5 separate regions of the Mus musculus genome follow, and regions 1, 2, 4 and 5 are each linked to region 3. Evidence: chromatin loops called from intact Hi-C (ENCODE). Cell type or tissue: gastrocnemius. All regions are shown on one strand.

What was found. A loop is a pair of places that touch in the nucleus more often than their neighbours do. Peaks named below come from ENCODE experiments on the same cell type or tissue, not always from the same donor. Only the 100,000 strongest peaks of a DNase experiment are listed, where the experiment ranks them.
Region 1: a loop joins it to region 3, with 3 times the contacts of the local background. A loop is called at or near these places in 25 of 42 quality-filtered maps.
Region 2: it touches region 3 in a loop (9-fold over the local background); 22 of 42 quality-filtered maps call a loop at or near these places.
Region 4: it touches region 3 in a loop (9-fold over the local background); 37 of 42 quality-filtered maps call a loop at or near these places.
Region 5: it touches region 3 in a loop (7-fold over the local background); 21 of 42 quality-filtered maps call a loop at or near these places.

The regions. Positions count from the first base shown.
Region 1 is chr11:72,322,225-72,327,224 of GRCm38, forward strand. No RefSeq gene overlaps it. Among named protein-coding and RNA genes, the nearest start is that of Fbxo39, 10 kb to the left of the region's middle. In gastrocnemius, a CTCF peak has its summit at 2,391 (motif pointing left); a DNase peak (open chromatin) is centred at 2,386.
Region 2 is chr11:72,562,072-72,567,071 of GRCm38, forward strand. Gm51906 (a long non-coding RNA gene) reads right to left here. Exons shown (of 4, transcript XR_003949712.1): 4 at 1,746-2,354. Among named protein-coding and RNA genes, the nearest start is that of Spns3, 14 kb to the left of the region's middle. In gastrocnemius, a CTCF peak has its summit at 2,409 (motif pointing left); a DNase peak (open chromatin) is centred at 2,342; H3K27ac peaks cover 317 bases.
Region 3 is chr11:72,220,947-72,225,946 of GRCm38, forward strand. No RefSeq gene overlaps it. Among named protein-coding and RNA genes, the nearest start is that of Med31, 7.9 kb to the left of the region's middle. In gastrocnemius, a CTCF peak has its summit at 512 (motif pointing right); DNase peaks (open chromatin) are centred at 526, 2,621 and 4,103.
Region 4 is chr11:72,426,519-72,431,518 of GRCm38, forward strand. No RefSeq gene overlaps it. Among named protein-coding and RNA genes, the nearest start is that of Ggt6, 6.5 kb to the right of the region's middle. In gastrocnemius, CTCF peaks have their summits at 576 (motif pointing left) and 2,269 (motif pointing left); DNase peaks (open chromatin) are centred at 199, 2,281 and 3,050; H3K4me3 peaks cover 757 bases; H3K27ac peaks cover 1,755 bases.
Region 5 is chr11:72,340,123-72,345,122 of GRCm38, forward strand. Tekt1 (tektin 1) reads right to left here. Exons shown (of 8, transcript NM_011569.3): 8 at 4,595-4,849. The coding sequence ends at 4,642. Gm51867 (a long non-coding RNA gene) reads left to right here. Exons shown (of 3, transcript XR_003949578.1): 2 at 85-218; 3 at 4,968-5,000. Among named protein-coding and RNA genes, the nearest start is that of Gm51867, 3.0 kb to the left of the region's middle. In gastrocnemius, CTCF peaks have their summits at 2,600 (motif pointing right) and 3,930 (motif pointing right); DNase peaks (open chromatin) are centred at 2,615 and 3,947; H3K27ac peaks cover 857 bases.

The DNA.
Region 1 (5,000 bases), 100 kb after region 3:
GCTGTCTTCAGACACCCCAGAAGAGGGCGTCAGATCTCGTTACAGATGGTTGTGAGCCACCATGTGGTTGCTGGGATTTGAACTCAGGACCTTGAGAAGAGCAGTCAGTGCTTGAGATACCACTAAGCTATCTCGCCATCCTGCTAACTCTTTTTCAAAGCACTTTCAAATCACAACCATAGTATAGGACTATCCCTGAAGATGCTGACTGGTAGACAGAGTTAATGTTTACCTGCCATTCAGAAAAAAAAAAATCGTACTGGTGAAGGCAAAGGGTCTCCCACCTGTGGGAGGCTCCTGGGTCTGATGGGAAATTATACCTTCTGTCATCATAATATGATGAAATTGGAATGGTTTGGGGAGCAAGCCAGTTCATGTGGCTCTGGGGTCAGAGAGGACCCTCAGCTAGAATCCTGACCACCTGGCAGACAGGCCTAATATTTACTTGTAGTATGAACCAGTTACTTCCCTCTCAAACACCATCTAAGCCAATGGTCCTCAACCTTCTCAATGCTGTGACCCTTTAGTGTAGTTCCTCACGTTGTGGTGACCCCTGACCATAAAATTATTCCGTTATTACTTCATAACTGCAATTTTGCTAGTGTTATGAATCATAATGTAAATATCTGATATGCAGTTAGTCTTAGGTGACTCCTGTGAAAGGGTCGTTCGACCCCCAGAGGGGTCGCCACCCACTGGTTGAGAACCACTGATCTAAGCATAAATAACTTCAGCATTACACAAAGTGTGTAGGCATGTGTACATTCTTATGAACATGTTTCCTACAAAAGATTCATCTTACAGGTCTGTCCACTCATTCACATCTGGCTGGATAACAGATGCTCTAACTCTCGTGCCTGCTTCTGCATTGTCCTGGTACCACATCTCACACCATGTCACCCCCAAAGACCTCCAGAGTCAGTGAGAGTGAAAAATATATGTAACAATTTGGTGTAATTGTTAGAAATAATTCTCAACTCAGGGACCCTTGAAAAAATGGTTTCACCAGGTCCTTCGACCACAAGGAGAGCTACTGCAAAAATATTCTGGCTCCCCTGAAACTGGAAATTAAAAAAAAAAAAAAGGAAACTGGAAATAGAATCAAGATCAGGAGAACCCGTGGGAAAATGCACAGCCAGAGAGATTCCCAAGCACATATGTGTTTAAGTGGGTATCTTTTCCAATGACAACATTCTACTGCTAGTGGGCCACATGCCCTATGGTTCCTTGACTAACCCATAAATACCTAAAGTCATGCTACATAGGCTTAAGCTAAGATGCCAGCAAGCCATCACCTGCAGGTAAGCCAATGAAACAAAAGCAGGTTTTCTTATGGGAAGACTCTCAGGGCCGAGTTCCGGGGTCCCCAGACCTGTACTCTCAGACAATTTAGGCCACTCATTTATGTGATCCTGAGTAAGTTGCTTACCCTATTTAAGCCTTAAGTTTTAGGGATCTGTAAAGTGAGAGGAGCTGGGAAATACCATATTCCTAAGGCTCTTAGGAGGCAAACCTTGGGATTCAACTCTGTGGTGCTAAACATGGACATGATTGGCCACATTGCCCCCAAAACACCTAGCCTTGGAAGACAAATAACATGGGTCTGAGATCTGGCCTGCCAACCATTGCGGGCCAACTTCTCAGATTAAACAAATATAATACATGAACCTGGCTTGTAGATTTTCAATAAACACTCACTTTTCTATTTAATCAATGAGGAAATAGACTCAAAGAAAGGCACCTTGCCCGGCGTCATCAGCTTGTTGGTGACAGACACGAGACTATCATTTCCAGATTTAAAGCCCAGATCGCTGTCTTCCAGGTAAGCAATAAAATAGGAAGGCTCCATCCCTGTCCCTTCCCCCAACACAGCTCATGATGGACAGACAAGAGAATGCGTCTGTGAGGAATGAACTCACATGGTTCCCCACGGCACCACAACTCCAGAAAGGAGAGATTGACTACCTAAGTAACTTAGAAAATGCTGGAAGGGTCAACCCTAGTCCACCTCCACACCAATGCTCTCCCACACCAATGTTCTCCCTCAGCATTCCTCTCCCAGAGCAATGCTCTCCCAGAGCAATGCTCTTTCATAGCAATGCTCTCCCACACCCTGAAGATTTGAAAACCATTATTCTGTCATTTAACTAATGAAATCAATGGAAACTTCTGTGGTGCTTGGTTTAGCCTAGAAATGCTGTGTAAGATATAAAATTCTTGAGCAATCATCGGAATATCAGGGATGGAGAGATGGCTCAGCAGTTGAGAGCACTGTCTGTTTTTTTTTCCCAGAGATCCTAGGTTTGATTCCCAGGGCCTACATTGCAGCTCTGCCCGCATTGTTCCTAAGTGGTAACTTCAGTTCCAAGGGCTCTGGTGCCATCTTCTGGCCTCCTGAAGTGCCAGGCACACATGTGATACACAGACATGCATTCAAGCAAAACATCCACCTGCGTTTAAAAAAAAAAAATTGCAGGGGCTGAAGATTGGGGGAGGGAAGTTAGGGAAACTTTACCCTATGAGCATCTTTGGTCTAAACTAGTAGAGATAGTTTCCCATGCCAAAATGTATGGTAAAGTCTTGACATTAAAACCCCACCCAGTGGTACATAGAGAACAGAGCTTCTCCCTATAACCTGCATCCCTATCCTAAACTTGCCTCTATTCAGGTTATCCTGTCCATCATCTCTCTAGCCGGTGGAGTCACAATTCGAACAGTCCATGCTTTTCTTCTCCAAGGTTTTGTGATTAGAACGTTCTTAGCTTGGGCTGAAACGTAGCTCAGGGGTAAAGCGCTTGCTTAGTTTTCATGAGATCCTGGACTCCACCCTCAGCACAGGAAACAAAACCAAATCACTAGCCCAGGAATGGCAGTGAACTGTTCATTCCAGCACTCAAGAGGCTGCGACAGGAGGACTTCGTGAGTTCAAGGCCACTGAATTATATAGTGAGTTTCCAAAACAAACACACAAAAAAAGTTCTTAGCACCAAGTCCAGTGGGCTTTTTTTCCCAGTTGCATTTATCCCTGATGCCAGCAGCTGTAGGAACTTGACCCAACTTGACCCAGAATCTGTTCCGTCACCTGTGGCATCTGTAATTAATTGCTCAACAGACTCAAAGACCTTTAGTTTAAGCAATGAAACTCGGGTCAAGTATTCAGAGTAAGTTCAAAGATACAATTGTATCTTTATATTTTTGCTACTTTGTTAAAATTCTTTTCTTCTTTAGCGGACTCCTGACCACCCATGTTTACGGAGCACACACAGAGTGATGACCAGGTCCATGTGATAGCCAACATCAGGACACAGAGTACTGTCATGTTCTTATTTCTCATTCTTCAAACAAATATCCGATCAGTTGCTACAGACCACCTGCATCTCTTCTTATCGTAGATCACACAAAACTTGTCTATCGTATCTAACCATATTTCAGTACCCACTATCCAACTTCTACTTGCCTCCACCTCTCCCAGCCTCTCAAAATTTCTATTACACTCTTTTTTTCTTTAAGACCAACTTTTCCAGCTTTCATATTTAAATGAGAGCATGCAATACTTCTCTTTCTCTGCTGGCTTCTTTCCTGTGGTGGTTTGAATATGTTGGCCTATGAGAAGTGGCACTATTAGGAGGTGTGGCCTTGTTGGAGGAAGTACATCACTGTGGGGGTGGGTTTTAAGGTGTTATGATTAAGCTCCGCCCAGGACAGAAGAGCAGATCTCCTTTTTGCCTTCGAAACAAGATGCAGACCTCTCAGCTCCTTCGGCACTATGCCTGCCTGGACGCTGCCATGCTTTCTGCCTTGCCTTGATGATGATAATGGACTAAACCTCAGAATCCTGCAAGCCAGCCCCAATTAAATGTTGTCCTTTATAAATTTGCCTTAGTCATGGTATTTCTTCACAGCAATGGAAACCCAATTTTTGCTGATAATTATGATGCTTTTAGAATGATGAATGTCGCTGTTTCAAGGGGAAAGGTCACCAACAATAACTCAAAAGAAGCATGACTACATAAATCATATGTAAATACACAGATATATATCGCCTACATAGATGACATGACAGAAGGGCAGTGGTTAGAGTGGAAAGGAGCCAGCAGGAGCAGGGAGGAACAAGGAGAGGAACAGGGGAGCAAGGAGGGGCAGGAGGGTAGTAAGGGATGAAAGAACAAACTGTAATGATATGTGTGCATGAAAATGTGATCAGAAAACCCATTGTTTTGTATACCAAAAACAACAAAAGGAAACTTTAGTACCAATTTCTCCTCAAACAGGCAATCTTTTGTACACATAAAATAGCCCTTTTCTTCGATAGGTGTAGTGGCTATTCCTGGTTGTCAACTTGACAATATTTGGAATGAACTACAATCCGGAATTGGAAGGCTCACCAGTGACCCTTATCTGGAGGCTTGGAGATCCTTATCTGGATCTTGGTTTGAAGATCTTGAGCCATAGTGGCTATGGATTCCAGAAGATTGAATCTCCGAGTTAAGGAACACACCTTTAATCTGGGCTATGCCTTTCATCTGGGATTAAAGGTGTGGTGGAACACACCTTTAATCTGGGCTACACCTTTTGCTGGAGACAATATAAGGACATTGGAAGAAGGGAGTCTAGCTCTTGCTCTTGCTCCTTCGCCTGCTTGCCGTGTGAGACTGAGTAACTGCTAGATCCTTGGATTTCCATTCACAGCTGCGACTGAACAATTGTAAGGAATTGGGCTGCCGACTGTAAGTTATCAATAAATTCCTTTACTAACTAGAGACTATCCGTAAGTTCTGTGACTCTAGAGAACCCTGACTAATACAGAAGTTGGTACCAGGAGTGGTTCTAGAGTAACAGAAGTACAAGGATGAATCTTTTAAAATTCTGGAATTGGCTTGTTGATCCACCAGCACTTTCAACTATTGAAACCTCTCCAGATTCTCTCCCTCCTGGGAGCTCAGAGAATTTTGAAGACCCATGGTTGAAACTATATTCCGAACTTAAAGAAGCTAATGCCC
Region 2 (5,000 bases), 340 kb after region 3:
CTGCCTCTGCCTCTGCCTCTGCCTCTGCCCCTGCCTTCCAAGTGCTGAGACTAAAGACATATGTCACCATGCCAGGCTTCTCTTGGAAGTCTTACAGGCAAGCCTCTGGTGACATATCTATGGTGCTTTAGCAAATCCCCCCAAAGCTTACAGTTTTAGATTCCAGCAGTCATGTATTCTGTCCCATGGTTCAGCTGGTAGGGAGTCAGGAGTAGGCAAGATGGTGGCTGGGGGTTGGGGGTATCACTGCAGTGAGGGCTCCCGGCAGCAGAAAACTCAAAGGCCCCATGAGGCTAGAAGTTGCTCACTCATGTAACTGAAAAGTGGGTGCTGCTGCTTCCCTCCCCACAGGGACCCTGTACAGGGCCCTGCTTGAATGTCCTCCCCGTGTGGAGGCTAGCTTCCTCAGAGGCAACCAACAAAGGCTAAAACAACTAGGATTCCAGCAACACTCCATCAGTCACAAAGTCTGTCCTTGACCCACGGTGGTGGCCAGGACCCAGTGACAAGAACAGCAGGGTTTGAAGCTTGTTGGAGCTGGCTACACACTCACATTCTAAGGTTTTTCATCAAACATGCAAGAGGAGAGCAGAGTAATTCCGATACGTGTGTGTGTGTGTGTGTGTGTGTGTGTGTGTATTCATCAGGGAAAAAAAATGCCCAAGATCTTTACTAGAAACCCTCCAAGTGGCTCTCTCCTAGACCCTATGAAGCAAGATAAAAGCACAAGCCAATGCTCTGGCAGCAAGAGAAGCTTGAAAGATGGACACCACAGGAGTCTACCTCTGTCCATGAAGAAGAAAATGGTTATTGGATAAACCAGATGTGGTGACACATGTCTATGATCTCAGTACTGGAAAGTTGGAGGTTGGAAGATCATATCAGAAATTCAAGGTCATTCTCAAACACATAGCAAGTTCAAGGCTGAACTACCAGAGACCCTGTCTCAAAAAAAAGGGAAGCTGAGGGACTGGAGAGAAGCTCAACTCAACAGTTACAAGTAGCCACTGCCTATTCACAGAACAGGAGTTATATCCCCAGCACCTCCATCAGGAGACTCACCACACCAGGGATCTGACACCCACTTTTGGTCTCTAGGGCACTGAACTCACACAAGCCAATTATACAGCCACACACACGTAGGGAGCTGGGGAGGTGGTTCAGTGGTTGAAAGCACTGGTTGCTCTTCCAGAGGACCCAAGTTCTGCTCTCTGCTTGCACACAGCACCTTCCAACCATATGAAACTCCAGTTCTGGGAGGACTTATGACTTCTTCTGTCCTCTTCAGGTACTGCACATATGGCGGGCAGCCATATATGCATGCAAAATACAACACACATAAAATAAAAATATATAAATTTTAAACAAAAATAGGACAGTAAGATGGCTCAGTCAGCAATGGCACTTCCTGTGCAAGCCTCGCAAGTCTGAGCTCAGTGTCTAGAACCCATGTAAATGTAGGAGAAGCGAGCTAACTCACAAACATATCCTACCGGCCTTCAGATGCACACCTTGCCATTCTTGTATGCACATATCATGTGTACGTATACAACAATTGAAAATAACTTTTAATTAATAACAAAAAATAAAAATAAAATCTCCCCAGGTGGTATTGATGCAAGCCTTTATTTTATCCCAGCACTTAGAAGGCAGAGGCCAGCCTGGTCTACAGAGTGAGTTCCAGGACAATCAGGGCTACACAGAACCACCCTATCTTGGAAAAAAAAACAATAAAGTAAAATCTCTAGGCAGATTCATATATACATATATAAGCCAGATGTGGTGACACTTGTCTATAACCCTATCACTTAGCAAGATCAGGAGTTCAAGGCTAAACTCAGCTACATTGCGAGTTCAAGAGTATCCTGGGCTTCTAGAGAAAAGAGGAGGGCAGAGAACGGGAATGAATATATGTCTGTTAGGTGAGGAAACATCTTCCTCGGCTGGAGCCTACAGGAGCCTGAGAAAGTCAGTTGCCTACAAGGAATGAACAGCCATATTCCCTGGAAAAGGAGGTGTGCTCTTAACCTCCTAATGCCTTTAACCCAAGCATTTGGAAGGCAGAGGCCAGCCTGGTCTACATAGCAAGTTCTAGGCTAGCCAAACCCATGTAGTGAGACCCTGTCTCAGAAAACAAAACAAAAACAAAAGAACCAAACGTTATGGTGTGGATTCCCAAGGAAGAAATCTGAGGTGGCAGAAACCAGTTGTGGTTTTCAGCAGGGGTCCTGATGGCATAAAGGGTACAGCAGAAGCAGCTGTTGAAAGCTGAGGGTCACAGGATTTCATGCCCGGGGTCCTCCTAGCTGACTGAGCACAGCAGAATTGCAGACAGTATCTTTCATCAGGGAGTCCTGTAGACAGATTAATTCCAGGTTTCAGTAGAGAGCGACATCCTGTGGCCATTAAAAGCAATGTCAGCCAGGACGTGGTAAAATGTGAGAAAGTTTCTTAGTAAATTTAGAGTGGTCTTAAGATGCTGTACCTCGGGGGCTGGTGAGATGGCTCAGTGGTTAAGAGCACCGACTGCTCTTCCAAAGGTCCAGCAACCACATGGTGGCTCACAACCATCCATAACAAAAATCTGAAAACTTCTGGAGTATCTGAAGATAGCTACAGCGTATACACATATAATTAATTAATTGATTAATTAATTAATTAATTAATTTAAAAAAAGCAAAAACAAAAAAAGTCTACATTCTTTCCTGCTGGCTGGAGAGAGGTCAGTTAAGAGCACCTGCTGCTCTTGCACAGGACTTTCACAGTTTCCGGCACCCCCATGATGGTTCACAACCACCCATAACTCCAGTTCTCCCACATCCGATGCCCTCTTTTGACCTCCACAGGCAATAAGTATACATATGGTGAACATGTACACATGCAGATAAAACACTTACACAAAAAATAAATTTTAAGCTGGGCGGTGGTGGTGCACGCCTTTAATCCCAGCACTTGGGAAGGCAGGCAGATTTCTGAGTTCGAGGACAGCCTGGTCTACAGAGTGAGTTCCAGGACAGCCAGGGCTATACAGAAACCCTGTCTCGAAAACAAAAACAAACAAACAAACAAATAAATAAAATTTTAAAAAGAAAAGAAATTTTAAAGTCTAAAATAAAAAGAAAGATATATGGTTAATGGTGTCAGTAAGGCTACTACATAGAGAGACCCTGTCTCAAAAATAGATAAGCTGGGTGTAGTGTGCAGACCTTTAATCCCAGAATTTCACAGGCTGAAGCTAGCAAATGTCTGGAAGTTTGAGGCTAGCCTGGTCTACATAGAAAGCTAATGACATCCTGTCTCCTTTTTCTTTTTCTTTTTCTTTTCTTTTTTTTTTTTTTTTTTTTTTTTTTTTTTGAGATAGGGTTTCTCTGTATAACCCTGGCTGTCCTGGAACTCACTTTGTAGACCAGGCTGGCCTCAGTTGTATCAGCAATTTACTCCATAAATGCCTGCTGCTCCCAGCCTTGGTCTGTGGGCAGTGGCTAATTCAGAGACTCATAACTGGTCCAAGCGCTGAGAGGAGACTGCAAGGCACTCAGCCCTAAGTGGGTTGAATCGACCCCTACTCCGTTTCCAGGGCTCCGGGAAAACTTCAGAAGAGAGGCTGTGAAGAGTGTAGGAGCAGAAGGATGGGAGCGAGGCTGTGAAACGCTGTCCCTTTGACACCACACAGGTGTTAGATTCACAGATTCACAGATACAAGGTTTAACCCATCAAATTCTAACACAGATGAGGGAGGGGCTCACAAGACCCCACCCCTGGTTGAAGACCTGTTGTCAGTTGATGGCTACTAAAAAAAGAGTCATTTTTCTTTGGGAGTATTACCGCTGATAGATTACTAATGTTCCAGTGAATATCCCAAAACCAAGAACACACAGGCCTCAGAGAGTTACTAAAGAGAAGAAAACATGGAGCTGGGAAGCGGTTCAGGAGAATTGGAGGCAGGGGGCAAGGGGTGAATATGATCAACAAAAGTATGTAACTTTGGCCTAGAGAGATGGCTCAGCGGTTACGAGCGCTGACTGCTGAGGTCCTGAGTTCAAATCCCAGCAACCACATGATGGCTCACAACCATCTGTAATGGGATCTGATGCCCTCTTCTGGTGTGTCTGAAGAGAGTGACAGTGAACTCACGTACATAAAATTAACGAATAAATCTTAAAAGAGAGATACATCTCCTCTTTTTAAAAAAGTGACTTTTTCAAAGAAATTTTAAAATTATATTAATTAAAATAAAACCATCTCTAATTTCTATGATGGTCACAGCAACAGACCCGGCCATATGGTTTTCCTCCCTGGCTTCCTTGCCATGGTCTCTGTAGGCTTCCTAGTCATCCCTAATTTTCCTAGGACTTGGATAGTAGTTTACTCTCTTTCTATCTTCCCTGGTGACCCATTCAGGTGATATCACCAGCCACAGAGATGGCCCTTTCACCATCTGGACCTCTGGACCCTCTTGTAAACAATCACGTTACCCTAGCAATCCCATGAGGATTACCCACATCAGCACCACCTTTAGACTCATGACTTAAAGCACATACTCCCCCGCCCCCACCCCTCACCCCCAGATCAAAACGCCCCATCGCCCCATCGTTCTCCTCCCTACACCGTGGCACTCTCCTTAGTCCTACTACAGTCCATGGGAACCTCGAAGCTCCTGAGCGCATGCCATGGTCCCTAGCCATCAGGACCTGTTTTCTCACTCCCTCTTTTGCCGATTCATGATAGGTCTCTATCATCACCCATAGCTCTTCTCCCAGGTTTCTCCTCCCTTGGCTGATCTGCCAAAGCCCCCGCCCCAGCCCTCCATTTCACACCTGCACCCACACAGCTAGATGGAACCAAAGAGGAAGAACAGACCGTGCTTGCAGGGAACTCATTGTAAACTCATCCCACGAAACTCCAGCAGGTGCAAGGCAGTGCCCAGAAAACTCCCTCCCTCCCCGGGAGGCTTGCCTTCCCATCCTCCGCTCCACTGCAGCAAGTTGCCTGTCCTCAAA
Region 3 (5,000 bases):
TACTCATAACAAGCCAGAGAGAAGCCTGATATTCCCCTCTGCCTTAAGTCTTCCTTATTATTTAACATAGCTTGTCCTGGAAACTAACATTACCGTTTTCTTTCTAGGTAACAGGATATTCAGGTGGTAAGCAGATCGTTATGGTAGCTATCATAGTGCAGAAATAGAACATATCACACAGTCTCTGCCATGGACACAATTACTATATTGACCTGCTCTCTCTCATTTTCAGAGCAGAGCCCCCACTATAGCCCAGTCTGGCCTTGATCTCTTGATCTTGTCTCTGCTCTCTGCATGCCAGGATTACATATATATGTACTTGCCTGGCTCATTGTTTCTTTTTGAGGAGATGGTAATATCATTTTCTTCTGTGAGAAATAGTTAAGTACAAAAAGATTAGGAGGGTGTGTGAGCTTAAATATAAGTGCTGATTATCAATGTACCAGTTAGAGTTTACCCCTTGGCTGCAAACCTCAATTTCTGCTTTGCTACGCGTGGCTCTGCCATTTAGCCACCAGGGGGCGCATTCTCTCTAGAAGACCAGAGTAGCTTCTTCCTGCCTGCTGTCTCCGTTGTGCCTCCTATGCTGTGAACTCTCAGAACCAACCACACTTCACCCTGGCTGCTGCAGTTCCCTTCCCTTAGTAGCTGAGTACACTTGTCAGTTTTCTGTTTGAGGAATTCGTTTTGTTAAACCTAACCTCAGAACACCAGCAGCAGCCGGTCATCTGTTCTCAGAGTCTGCAGTTTATGCTCTGTAGGGTCCTTCTGAGTTTCTCAGCTGTAGTCATCCCAGTCTCTGCTCCTCATCTGCCACTTTGTCATGGTCACATGGGTTCCCTCCCTCCCTCCCTTCTTTTCCTTTTGAATTGCCTGTTTATACCCTTTGCTTGTTTTTCTTTTCATTTTTCTTACTGATTTGTTTATGAGTAGTAAATATTTTAAGTTCAGATTTCATTTGTTATATGTACATATTCTTATTAAAAAATAAAGATATCTGTATGTGTGTGAGAGAGAGAGAGAGAGAGAGAGAGAGAGAGAGAGAGAGAGAGAGAATGTAAGCCATGTGTGTACATATTCCTGTGGAAGCCAGAAGTGAGAGTGGCATTCCCTGGAGCTGGAGTTTAAGATTGTTGTGTACTGTCTGATGTGGGTGCTGGGACCCAAACTCTGGTCCTCTGTAAGATCACCACTCAACCACTGGGCCATCTCTCCAGCCCCTACATGCATATTCTTAAAATTCAGGGGTCACTTGTCTCTTTGAATTTTCATTTTTTTTCAAGATTTATTTTATTTTATATGAACACACAGTTGCTGTCTTCAGACACACCAGAAGAGGGCGTCTGATCCCATTACAGATGCTTGTGAGCCATCATGTGGTTGCTGGGAATTGATCTCAGGACCTCTGCAAGAGCAGTCAGTGCTCTTACCCCATCTTAGCCATCTCTCCAGCCCATCTTTTTAAATATAAAAAGACAGTTTCTCATGTCCCACTGTGTGCCCTTCTCTTGTTTGGTTTCCTTCTCTGGTTTTATTTCATGATTGGCAGCAGTGTTTCTGTTTTCATAAACTGACCTCCCAGTCAAAACTAGTAAAGGCTGGAGAAATCAATTTAGTGGGTCATAATTTTTTAAAAACAAGTGAGCTGGAGAGATGACTTAAGTGGAGAGAGAGAGAGACAGAGACAGAGAGACAGAGCACACTTATTGCTCTTACAGAGGAGTACTGCTCTTCAGTTCCAAATACTGAGTACATGGGGACCATGGGGACCTCTCAGGAACTTGTAACTGGCACTATGTGGTCTCTCACCCTTTTTCTGCCCCCTTTGATACCTGCACACATGTACACACACACACACACACACACACACACACCTCCAACCTCCACACATGCATTGTGACATATGTGTCACTCCATGGAGTTGTCATACATACATACAATAATAATAGGAAATAAGAACTTAAAACCTATCGCATTGCTTGGGGCAGGGAGGAGAAGAGGAAAGGCCCCTGCATCTGAACAATTCAGTTACAGCCCAGGGCCAGAGTTTTTACTGTGGCTTCTACTAAGCCATCTAACAAGTGTCTAGTAATAGGACATGTGACAAGAAATGGACAGTGACAGCATTATTAACCTAAAGAAAGCCTCAAGTCGAGTTAAGGATTGATAGACTTGTTGAAAGACATTACGGGCCATTTGTTCACAGGATTGACAGGAACTGAGTACATAAGTAATTGGTTTCTCAGAAGAGGTGGTAGTCCCGTTAAAATCCGTCAGAAAATTGCTCGTGTGTTTTATTGGTAAGGTAATTGGTCCCCAAAAAGAAGTCTGTGGTTTGTATTTATACAACATCCCTGCCCGTGACCATGTATGGATAATCTTTTTACAGTGTAAGGACATATATTAAGGAAACTTGTGTTTCAGAACAAATGTGTGTTACTGTCAAAGAGGTATGAAAACCACTATGTTCCCTCTCGGTCTCCCCCCCCTCCTCTTTTTGAGATAGAGGTCTCACTGTGTAGACCAGCCTGCTTAGCCTGCCTCTGCCTCCTGACTACTTAGATTATGGCATTAATCCCTGAGTTCCTTATATGGCAAATGGCCATCATGCCTGGCCACCAATCTGTTCAAGGATTCAAGCATTCTTGAGAGCTGAGATCCGTTCGAGGGTCCAAAAATTCCATGGGTCCAAGAATACCAGACACCTGCCATCTGGAGAAATGCCTTCTGTGCATTTTTGCAGATCCTTGGTGGAACTCCCCTGAATTCCCTCACAAATTCATCTGCATATCTGTTAGACTGAAAAATCTGTTCACCCCAGCTCAGCTCTGTGCTTCATACGATTTCATTTACACAAGGGTCCTGGCGCTAAAATACAATACTCCAAAAATCACCAAGCTACTCTAACCCCTTTGTTCTGCGAGGAAACAGCTAAAATCCCTTGCCAGGTACACAGCAGCTTGGGTCATCTGCAGGGCACTGTCCCCATTCATCAGCAGAGTTGGCAGTGGAAACCCAGTGGCCTGTTCACATTGTGCTGTAAAAGGACCAGGAGAAAGAGCCTTAAAGCTCCTAAAAATGTATGCTCCTAGGTTATGGGCTTCCTAACCCCAAGGCTGCTTTATCCATTATTTAAGACAGGTTGGAATCCTGTCAAGAATTTGCCAAGAACCTACAAAAATATTCAAGACCTGGAAAAGCTCATTGGCTTCAAAATACAAAACAAAAATCGAAAGTAGTAAGTTCCAGTGTGAATCAGTTCCATCTTTTATCACCCATCAAATCAAGACCTCGGAAAAGGACGATGGGTGGGACCTTTCAGTGGGTCTACACGGGGTCTATGCAGTCTGTGCCCTGGGAAGGTTCTAGAGTTGGGGCTCTCTACAAAATCCTAAGAGTGACCCAGCATAGCATTTTGTAAGAGCTGCTCACACCTCTCTCCCCTTTGAGACATTTGGGCAGTTCTGCAGATAAATGAAGTCACCTACAGGTGGCCCAGCTCCCCACTGTGTTAACAGAATCCCTAGTTCCCCAGCTGAGGCATGAAATATAAGGCGAGCTTAGAAAGAATAGCAACACGGGTTTGTATCATTGTGATAGTTCATTTTTTATTTCAGTGTTGTGACTTCACCAATATTTTATGCAGTCCAGAGTGGGCCTGTCAAAGGTTTAAACCCATTGAATTAAAGGACTGATAATCCAGTTGCTTGTGTAGCTGGCCTTGGGTGTGGCGAAAGGCCTGGATTGGCCTGGCACACACCAAGGTTAGGAAGCCCATTCAGGACTCACTGGTAGACTGAGTCTATGTTTTCAAGTTCCAATAAGCATAAAAGTGAAATGCCAAATTAGTGGGTCAAAACTAGCATCTTCTTGTTCATGAGGTAAAATAGAAAAAATACACCACAGAGTTCTCAGTGAAAATTTTGAACTGTCTTGTGAAGTGTTTGTGTAGAGCCACAGAAGTAGAATACATTTCTACTGAGAGTCACTGACAAATAGTGCAGAAAAGGGACCCTCAGGGGTCTCCCCGGCTGAGAACTGGCTTGGAGTTCAATGTCAGCTTACTTGGTGCCATACAGACAGCGGACAGCAGAGGGCAGTCATTCCTCGTACAGCAGCAAAGGTTGCACTTCAGAGCAACTGAAACCAAGAGGGAGTGCCTCACAGCCTGCTGGCCTTCAGAATAAGACACTGTTGACACTTGTGGCCATAGCATTACAGCCACTCACCACTCCCGTTGAATCCGTTCTTAATGCTATAGATTTTTCTAGCCCCCTTTGAAATGCTTCATGTATCTTCTTGTCAGATGAGGTCCTATGATGGAAACTCGGGCCACAGCTGTGGTCATCTTGTAAAGTCAAAGCATCACTAGATTTGCTCATGTGGACCCAAAGGACTCTCGATCGGCCTCGTTCTGGGGGGACATTTTGACACCCTCAGAAGTTTGGCTATTGAGCACTGGGACTCACTCTACCCCAGGTACTACTGAAAGCACCCAGACCTTTCTAGGGTCTGAATGGGGTAGGTCAAGGACATTAGGGGTCAAGAGGTTGAGTTGCCTTACTCAGCATTCCTGGCCAGGAAGAAGCAATGTCAGAATCCAGACATGGGTCCAGGCTGCTCTGGCTTGGTCTTCTTAAACACCAGCTGTTGCTGCACATGGAACAGACACCTAGCCCTCCACAGTACCCTCAGGAGAAGCATTGGAGGTCATCAGAGAGCACCGACAGTTAATCCTACAACTGGAAGACCAGATTGGTGCTTTGTTCCGCTTCAAGAAGGACTTCAAGTGTAGAGCCAGAATCAAAGGGTGAGCAACTACAAAAAGATGCATTTGGTTTCAGGAAAAAAACGACCAAAATCCTTCCTAAAATGTACGTACTTTCCCCAGTCACCACTGTGACTCCTGTATCCACAACAGTTACTGCAGCAAGCAGCTACAGCCCTCACAGAGCTTGACTGTCTTACATTGCCCACTGGAAGGCAGTGACTTAAACTTG
Region 4 (5,000 bases), 210 kb after region 3:
ATCTAGTACCCATTTAAAAATCACCAGGTAGGCTGAGGATATAGCTCAGCTGGTAGAATACTCCCCTAGTCTGCACAAAACCCTGCATTATGGGCTGGAGAGATAGAGAACAGTTAAGAGTCCTGGTTGCTCTCACAGAAGGCACAGATTCAATTCCCAGCATCCGTCTACTTGCTGGCTCATGACCATCTGTGCCTCCAGTTCCAGGCGATCTGATGCCTACTTCTGGCCTCTCTTAGGCGTTAGGTACATACATGGTGCTCAGATATGCCTGCAGGCAAAAACACACATACACACTAAGTAAACTTTAAAGCCATGCATTCATTTAATCTCCACTTCATCAACTGAGTATAGGGGCACGTGTCTGTAAACCCAGGAAACAGAAGGAAAAGGATTAGAAATTCAAGGTCATGTCCAGCTACACTGTGAATTTGATACCATCCTGGGATGAAGAAGACCCTGGAGAGATGGCTCAGTGATTAAGAGCACTGTCTGCAATTCCAGAAGCCCTGAGTTCAATTTTCAGTAATCATATGATGGCTCATCTATAATGGGATCTGATGCCCTCTTCTGGCCTGAAGGTGTACATGCAGATAGAGCACTCATACATAAAATAAATTTAAAAATTTAAAAACAAACAAAACCCCCAATAAACAACAACAACAACAACCCAAAGACAAAATTATTTTTTTAAAAAGGGGGAGAGGAAGACTGGAGAGATGGCTCAGCAGTTAAGAGCACTGACACATTGCTCTAAAACCCTTCTAGTAGAGGTCCTGAGTTCAATTCCCAGCAACCACATGGTGGCTCACAGCCATCTCTAATGGGATCTGATGCCCTCTTCTGGTGTGTCTGAAGACAGCTGATAGTGTATTCATATACATTAAATAAATAAAAAAATAAAGAGAAGAAAAGAAGACTCTGTCTCAAAATGGAAGGAAAGGAAAGGAAGGAACCAAACCACACAAAGAAATTTACTCATTACTTGGAAAAAATATAATTATTACTCTAAAGAGATGACTCAGCAGTTAAGAGAACTTGTAGAGGGCCTGAGTTCAGACCCCAGAACCCACAAACAGCTCACAAACACCTTTAACTCCAGGTTCAGCAGATCAATGCCCTCTTCTGTCCGCTGTGGGTACCTACATACACGTGCATACACATATATACAGACATACACATAAATAAAATTAAACAAAACACATTTTTAAAAACAGGTTTCAAGTCAACCAGAGCTACCACCAAGACACTGTTTCATTGAAAGCAAACAAAAGCCCCATGAACAAGCCTAGCTCTGTACTGTTACCCCACCATTATCTGTCTATAATATACAGCAAACACAGCATATTGATTACTGAAACTTTGTAAAAAGTCTTAAAAAGTGGATAGCTTTGGTCTTCTCACATATTTCTTTTTCAAAAACATCTGGGACTGGATTTTAGAATTATCTTTTAAGAATGACAGTCTACAAGATGACCATTTATCAAGATGATGGTTCTCTACTGACAATATTGAGTTTCCAGGTCCATGAACATGGTATGTCTCTCCATTCACTTAGATCTTTTGTTTATTTATTTAAATATATATATATATATATATATACATATATATTTAATTGTAACTCTTTTAAAAATGTATCTCAATTTCTTAAAGACTATACTATTGGAAGAAACCAGATATACACAAGTACACACTGTATGATATATGACTTTTATAATATTTAAGCCCTCAAAACATGATTCCTATAAACGTTTAGAGATAGAAATAATATCAGCAGTTTCCAAAGGTTGAAAATATTAATAAAAAGCAAGCAAAGGAGTATGAGTGACTTTGTGGATGTTGAAAATGGCTGTAGAGTTGATTGATGGTTGCACAGATGAACACTGAATTTTACATTATGCAAAGTAGACTTCAATAAATTTGATTAAAAAAAAAAACAGGTCGTGGCACACACCTTTAACTCCAGCACTGGGACAGGGGCAGAGGCAAGCAGATCTCTGTGAGTTTGAGGATCAACCTGGTCTACAGAATGAATTCCAAGGACTACATAGTGAGACTACCTGAAAGACAAAAAAACAAACAAAAACTCCAATGGGTAAACGACTTGTTAACTAGTAACAGTTTTGATAATAAAGTGAAGAACGTTGCCTGATTGAAAACTAGCACCTCTAAAATCTGTCAGGGAGTGGAAATATGACTGTATCCTATAAAACAAAAGAGAGCCAGACTGAAGGACAAGAATAGAACCCTAATAAAGGTTTCCCAAGAGCGCCACCTGGAGGCAAAGTAGGCCCTCACAGCAGCCACTTAACACCTAGAGGCGGCTGTGTACCAAACCCACGTGACTTACAAAGCCGGAGACCTCTGTGCAACTCATGGGGGGGTGGGTGGGGGGTGGTGGTGGCTTGGGCTTCGTTGTTCCTTCCCCCTCCAGCCAGCTTCAGCTCTGGGGGAAACAAAAGCCACCAAGCAGGGAGTGAAAAGAACCCAAGAACAGATACATAAATTCCATCTTTCTCTGTCTCTGTCTCTGTCTCTGTCTCTGTCTCTGCCTCTCTCTCTCTCTCTCTCTCTCTCTCTCTCTCTCTCTCTCTCTCTCTCTCTCTCTCTCTCTCTGTCTCCCCACCCCCTACACACACCTTTTCCATTACCTGCTGCCTACTCAAACAGAACAAGGAGTTGCAAGAAATAATTTTTTTTGTAGAAATAATTTTTTTTAACTCTAAGTAATCTCGAGTTTGAGTGAATTAGGGAAATTTATTGGCTTGTTTTCAAATTATTGTTATTTGTGTGTGTGTGTGTGTGTGTGTGTGTGTGTGCGCGCGCGTCCTTCCCCACCTCTCGATGTTTCTTGTGGTAAATATACACAGCACAAAATGTACTGTCTAACCACACAACAGTTCTAGAGAGGCCAGGGCGCTGTTGCCCTTCAGTTCTTTGTCCTCTTCACCCAGACGTGTAAATCCCCCTTCTGGTCCCTCTCTTTTCCCTTTCTGGATGGTGGCCCTGCAGTACTTTGTCTAGGTTGCCTGTAGAAGGCACTTCCTCTTGACAGGCAGGTCCAAGCTCCACCCAAACCAAGCCTCACTGTGTGCCACTGCCATCTTGTGGCCAATTTTCATATGATTGCACTTCCCAATTTCTAGACATTTCTTCCCTCACCAAGATAAAAGAGAAATAATAACCCACTGTAGAAAGGTCTTGTTGGTGTCAGGGAGGAGACCATAGAGGAAGCAGCCAAAACCTAACAAACATTTACTTCCATATTCCAGATCTAAAAGTAAGAAGATTTAAGCTAGGCATGGTAGTGCACAGGCTGTGAACTCAGCACTTAGAAAGCTGAGGCAAGAGGATCACAGGTTCTAGGCCAGCCTACGCTAACACAGTGAGATCCTTCCTCAATAAAGGACTTGACAGATGGCTCAAAAACCCATACTCCTTTTAAAGAAGACCCGAGTTCAGTCACCTATAACTCCAAGTGCAGGACAACCTAACTCCTCCTCAAGCTCCTGCACTTATATGTGAAAACACACAGAGAGACATACGCACATACACATAAAACAAAAATAGTAAAAAAAACTTAAATAAATAAATACTTAGATAAGAAGGCTCAGTGTATACCTAAGTATGATCCCCAGACCCCGAGTAAATGTGAAAGAACAGATCTGATCAAAATTGTCTCTGACTTCCCCACATGCTGTGATGTGCATCTCCCACAAATACATTCCATGTACATGTGTGCACAATAATAAATAAATAAGTTAGAAAGAAAAGAAAAGGCTAGTGCCCAATGGCATATCGGAACTTACTCCACCCCGAGCCCTAGTCCAACCCCCAACCCTCCACTGCCCTCGACAGAGTTTCTCTGTGTTATCCCTGGCTGTCCTGAAACTCACTCTGTAGACCAGGCTGGCCTAGAAGTCACAGGGACCCGTCTACCTCTGTCTCCTGGTGCTGGGATCAAAGGCATGCACCACCACAGTTGGCTATTTAGAGAGTTTTGAGGCAAGATCTTACTATGTAGCCTAGATTGTTGATGAACCCACAGCCTCCCTATTTCAATCTCCGGAGTGTTGGAATGACAGGCTTGTCCTAAACAGGGAAAGGGGGTCTCTGTTTTGTTTTTTGTTTTTTTAAAAGATTTATTTATTTATTATATGTAAGTACACTGTAGCTGTCCAGAAGAGGGAGTCAGATCTTGTTACAGATGGTTGTAAGCCACCATGTGGTTGCTGGGATTTGAACTCCGGACCTTCGGGAGAACAGTAGGGTGCTCTTACCCACTGAGCCATCTCACCAGCCCTCTGTTTTGTTTTCATTGTGCAGTGCTCAGGATGGAACGCTGGGCCTTGTCTGGGATTGCTTTTGTCTTGTCGTTTTTGTTTTATTTTGCTTTGTTTGAGACAATGTTTCAGACAGCACAGTCTGACCTTGAACTCCTAATCCTTTTGCCTCCACCACCTCAGTACAGGGATTATATTTCTATGCTTGACTTCCCAAACTTCTTTCTTTCTTTCTTTCTTTCTTTCTTTCTTTCTTTCTTTCTTTCTTTCTTTCTTTCTTTCTTTCTCTTCCTTCCTTCCTTCCTTCCTTCTTTTCTTTCTTTTTCTTTCTCTTTCTTTCTGTCTTTTATTGTTGTTGTTTTTTTTCGAGACAGGGTTCCTCTGTATAGCCCTGGCTGTCCTGGAACTCACTTTGTAGACCAGGCTGGCCTCGAACTCAGAAATCCGCCTGCCTCTGCCTCCCCAGTGCTGGAATTAAAGGCGTGTGCCACCACGGCCCAGCTCTCTTTCTGTCTTTCTTGCTATTGATCATTTGTTTGTTTGTTTTCTGTTGTTTTTATTTTTGAGAGAGTGTTGCTCTGTGTAGCCTTGGCCATCTTGGAACTTAACTCTGTAGATCAGGTCAACCTTGAACTCAGAAATCCACCTGCCTGTGCCTCCTTAGTACTAGAATTAAAGGCATGGGCCACCATGCCCAGCTTTCTTTTTTCTTTTGCT
Region 5 (5,000 bases), 120 kb after region 3:
ATATTCCTAAGGAAATGCCCTATTCCTAAATCCTGAATAACTTGGCACAGATGTCTGTGAATTTCAGGCTTAAAATCTCTATAGGATCCTGGCACAGAGTTGCAGTCTGCATCCCTGATCGATCACTCCGGGGGGAAACGCTCGACAGACTATCCCGGTGAGACTGAGATCCGTGTTCCTGTGGTTTGTGGAGTGACGCCTGGACCCCAACATGAAAGGTGAGTGTTAATTTCAAATAGATCTTTCTGGACGAGATCTGATTGCAACATGTGTCACTCCACTGATTGCCAGGGTTGATTAAGCTGATCTATCTGGCTAGGCAGGTGTCCCCCTCCTCCCTCACAACTCCATGTTCTTCACAACCTTCCCTGAATGCAGGAGGGCCAGCCTTCAGTTAAGGGTAGCTATGTTCACCTGCTAGAACCTCCAAACACGCTATCAAACAGGTCTTTTGGATGGGAGTCCTCAGCTTGAGGGTCTTCTGTGGATGCTGAAGTGACGGGCGTGAGCCGACACACAGCTCATAAGACCGCTGCTTTTTACACTGTTTTAGTTGGCTTTAAGTTTTATGACCTTGTTTTCAGCATATTCACCTTCATCATCGCTTCCTACCACACAGACAGTTCTAATTGCCCATTTGCAGTAGTAGTGCAAAGTAAATGTGCTGCCTGTAAAATGAACCTGTTTGAAAATGCTTTATGGCTGGATTAGAAGTCAAGACCTTGGCACCGAGTGGCTGTCGGTCTGAAAGGGTTAGCCATTTTGGTGAGTTCCAGGACATCCAGGGCTACACACTGTCTCCAAAAAACAACAACAAACAGAAAAAAATAAGAGTAGACAATTATTTCTCACACTTTGGGAAAATTTGAATGCTAGGTTAAGGAGCTGGTAGAGTGAGGATGACAAAAGCCAGTTTTGGATTCATAGATGATGTCCAAACTGGACAGCAAGAAGCAGCAAGCTCTCGGGACATATTTTTTTTTAAGATTTATTTATTTATTATATGTAAGTACACTGTAGCTGACTTCAGACGTACCAGAAGAGGGCGTCAGATCTCATTATGGGTGGTTGTGAGCTACCATGTGGTTGCTGGGATTTGAACTCAGAACTTTCCCAAGAGCAGTCAGTGCTCTTACCCACTGAGCCATCTCACCAGCCCCATCAGGACACTTTTAAAGTCACTGATCCCATGCAGGAAATCCCTGGCCCTCCACCCCTCTGTTTAGCTCAACCTGTCACCTCTCATAGTGGAACCCGGTTCCACTCCTTGCTGAGCTAACCGAACCATGAAAAGGTGAAACTTTAATACTTTCTCTCTCTCTCTCTCTCTCTCTCTCTCTCTCTCTTTCGTATTGATTATGGACAAGTTCAACTTTAGTCCTGTTTAACAAAGCTCAAGTTTAAATGACACGTGACTTAAAGGATAGCATCTAAAATTTTTATTGCCTACAAATAATGTTCTTGCTTATTTTCTGTATAGTGCCTCACTATGTAGCCCAGGCTGGCCTTGGACTATGTAGCCCAGGCTGGCCTTGGACTCACTATCCTCACAAGATGAATCCCCACTGCACCTATCAAGAATATGGCTTACGTTATCATGAAAAGACATCTGGTTTGAATGGGTAGAGAGGACTGTAGCTGGTGGACTTGGTAGCTACCAAGATTTTGACAGCCTCGGGCTACTGCAGATGTCCCCTGTAAAATGGACCAGGACAACTTTCTTGGTTGAAACGTCCTCATTCCAGACGAGTGCCAGAAAGTGACAAAGTGAACAAAGACAAGTTTGCCCTCTGGGAATTGTGGTGCTCCTGGATTTCATATTTATATATGGAGAAATGTAAATCATGTTCCCCACAATGCCTGCCCAAATTGCATTGCATGACTTTTTTTTATTGGTCTGGCCTGGGTTTTATGATCCCTCTTTACAGATGGGGAAACTGAGGCTCAGGAAGCTGTGAAACATGTTCTGGATCCTCCACAGGCTGACTGATCACGGATCTGCTCTGCGCTGTATCTAATGCAGAGCCTGGCACTAAACAAATTCAGAGCCTGGGGATGATTTTCCTAGAACGGTGCTGGCCGTTTCCTAGAATGTTGTTGTCGGGCCCCATCCCTGTGTTGAGTCGGCAGAAGCTCTGAGGTCTGCCCTCGGTTGGAAAAGAAGATAGTTTTGCCCTTCCGGACCAGAGCAGCAGAGCGCCCACAAACTTTCCACTGGGCCCTGAGGCAGAGAGTTCACACCTTACTCAGGGTGTGAGAAGGCATTCAGAAGGGTGGTGTTCAGACCCTGAGTGGTTGAGTCACAGAACACCAATCGGCATTGGGTCTTTCCATTTCAGTTCAGTCACTTGCTGATAGCAGAGAATAAATATCCAGCTCCTAACCTCCTGGAAGTGGGATCCGTATCCTGAGATGGTTTCGTGCACCCATGAAGTGCCCCAGATCTAGGAAGTGTCAGACATGGGAGGGCCTCTAGGCTCTCTACTCAATCCTCTCATTCTACTGGTGACCCTAAGAGGGAGAGACACATTTCTGGCAGGGTCAGTTCTAGAATCCAGGTCTCCTGGTTTTCTGGCTGGAGCTGGTGCTCACCACCTACTGTCCACTAGGTGTCAGGATTCCAAAAGTTAACACAGAGCAGAGGCAGCCGTGGCGACTTAGTCCAAGCAGCTGTCGACAGCCAGAGCTCTCTCTGGGAGAGCAATGGCGACCACGTGGAAAATGGCTTAATCATACCTTTCAGGAGGTGTGTAATCGTTGTAGCAATGGTGCAGCAATGTGGAGCATGGTTGCAACACACAATTGGGAGGAAAACAATACTGTAAAAACTGATCCCTGTGCAGTTGGAATTGTGGCAACATGGGGGTTGTGTTCCAAAAGGCTTGTAGTTATTTACTTCCTTCTGAGACAGGCTGAGGGCAGGGCTCTAAACACAGACTATCTCACTCCATCTACAGTAATGCTAGGCTGTGGGGGGGGGGGGGGAGAGCGAACCCATGCAGGTATATAGAGGTCATAGGTCAACATCAGAGTTCTTCCTCTATTGCTGTTCATCTTGTTTTGTTTTGTTTTTAAAGATTTATTTATTTTATGTATGTAAGTACACCACTGTAGCTGTCTTCAGACACACCAGAAGAGGGTATCAGATCCTGTTACAGATGGTTGTGAGCCACCATGTGGTTGCTGGGAATTGAACTCAGGACTTCTGGAAGAGCAGTCAGTGCTCTTAACCGCTGAGCCATCTCTCCAGCCGCCACCTTGTTATTTTTTTAAGATGGGGGTGTCTTGCTGAATCTGGGGCTCACTGGTGTGGCTAGACCGGCTGTCCAGTGACAGAATCCTCCTGCCTCCGTCTTCCAGCACTGGGACCACACACACGGCCATGGATAGATTTTTTTTTCATATGGGTGTTCAGGATCCAAATTCAGGTTCTTATACCCACACTTTACCCACTGAGCTGTCTCCCCATCCTCACCAACACCTAGTCTCTATAAAGAATTGTTTTTTTTATTACATGCACATACACCAGCTGTGTGTTTGGGGTGGGGCGGGGGGGGGGAGTGGCCATGGAGCACGTGTAGAAGTTAGAATACCACTAGTGGGAGTCAGTTCTCCCACCATGTGGGTCCCAGATATCAATCAAACTCAGGTCTTCAATCTTGGCCATAAGTGCCTAAGCCATCTTGCCTATTCCTTGACCCCTTTACTCTTAACCATTGTTAAGAGATTCAAATCCATAGCTTGAATTTGAATCCACAGCTCAAATTAATTTTTTCTTTTTTATTACTGCTAATTTTTTTAGAGTGAAAAATGCAACAAAATAAAAACACGCAGTGACTACTAAATAGTCTAGAATCAAACATGAAACGATGGAGTTTCTCTTCAGGAAGGAAAACTTAAAGGAGTATAAAACTTCCTGCCACCACATGGGGGCGCTGAAAGATGCAGGCTGGGCAGAGACCTGCCTTCCTAGCCCAGGTTGCTGTCTTTTCCAGCTGTCGATCAGAAACTGCAGCAGCTCTTAGTGTAGAATCCTAGAGCAAGCACACGTGGCCGCTGCTTTCAGAACCCTCTCCTGGTCTTTGAGCCAGGGACATTTCCTTTCTGACTTCACAGACACGGACACAAGCAATTCTGCTGCCTCCTCCCTGCCCGCTAGATTCAGCTTTAAACCTCTAAACAAGCGAGAGCCCTATCTTCTCCTAACAGCCTTCTCTTTCATCTGATTCTGACACTTGCATGGACTTGCGATGAACTGCCAGGAGGTGGGAGGGGGCATCTAAGCTTCCTAGGGCAAATGGATTGCATCCTATTCCATGAGAAAGGAAGGGATCCCTTGGATAGAAAACCCAGCCCCAGCTTGAGAGTAGGATGACTCTCTAATGGCTCCATCCCCTGGCCCCAAGACCTCTGCGATCCCTATGTCTGGTGCTGACACCTAGCATTAAATTGTGAGGTATCTTCCTCACCAACAACCATAGTAGAACAGAACCTTGTCCCCAGGTCACAGACCCAAGCCGGCCTGAGGTGTCCTGCCAAGAGGCTGCGGCAGGCTGCCCAAAGTTCCACCCACCTGAAATGAGAGCTCTGTGCTAACTCTTGTCTTACGATGCAGTTTAATAAGGCTCTGAATGGCTCCTATCAGCAGATGGCCTCTGCGCGGATGCCCCCCTCCCAGGCCCCATGGTCGTCGCCGTCTCGAGGTGGGATGGACTTCCTCATCTCCATACACAGCACCTGGTCGATATAGATGGTGTTCTCCTTCACCTGGATTTCCTCCTGCAGGGCCAGCTGCCTGCGGTACAGGGCCTTCAGCTGCGTCTGAGCCTGGGCCAGGGTTTCCTTTAACCTGAGAGAAGAACAGCGTGAGGGATAATCACATGCTCTGGATCCTTTGTTCCAGTGGGAGAGGGAACGTGCTTGGATATGCAGTCAAACTGATATTTTTATTTCCCTTGCTTCTCTAGGCAGTGCTTCCTGGCTGCTGGCTACAGCCAGGC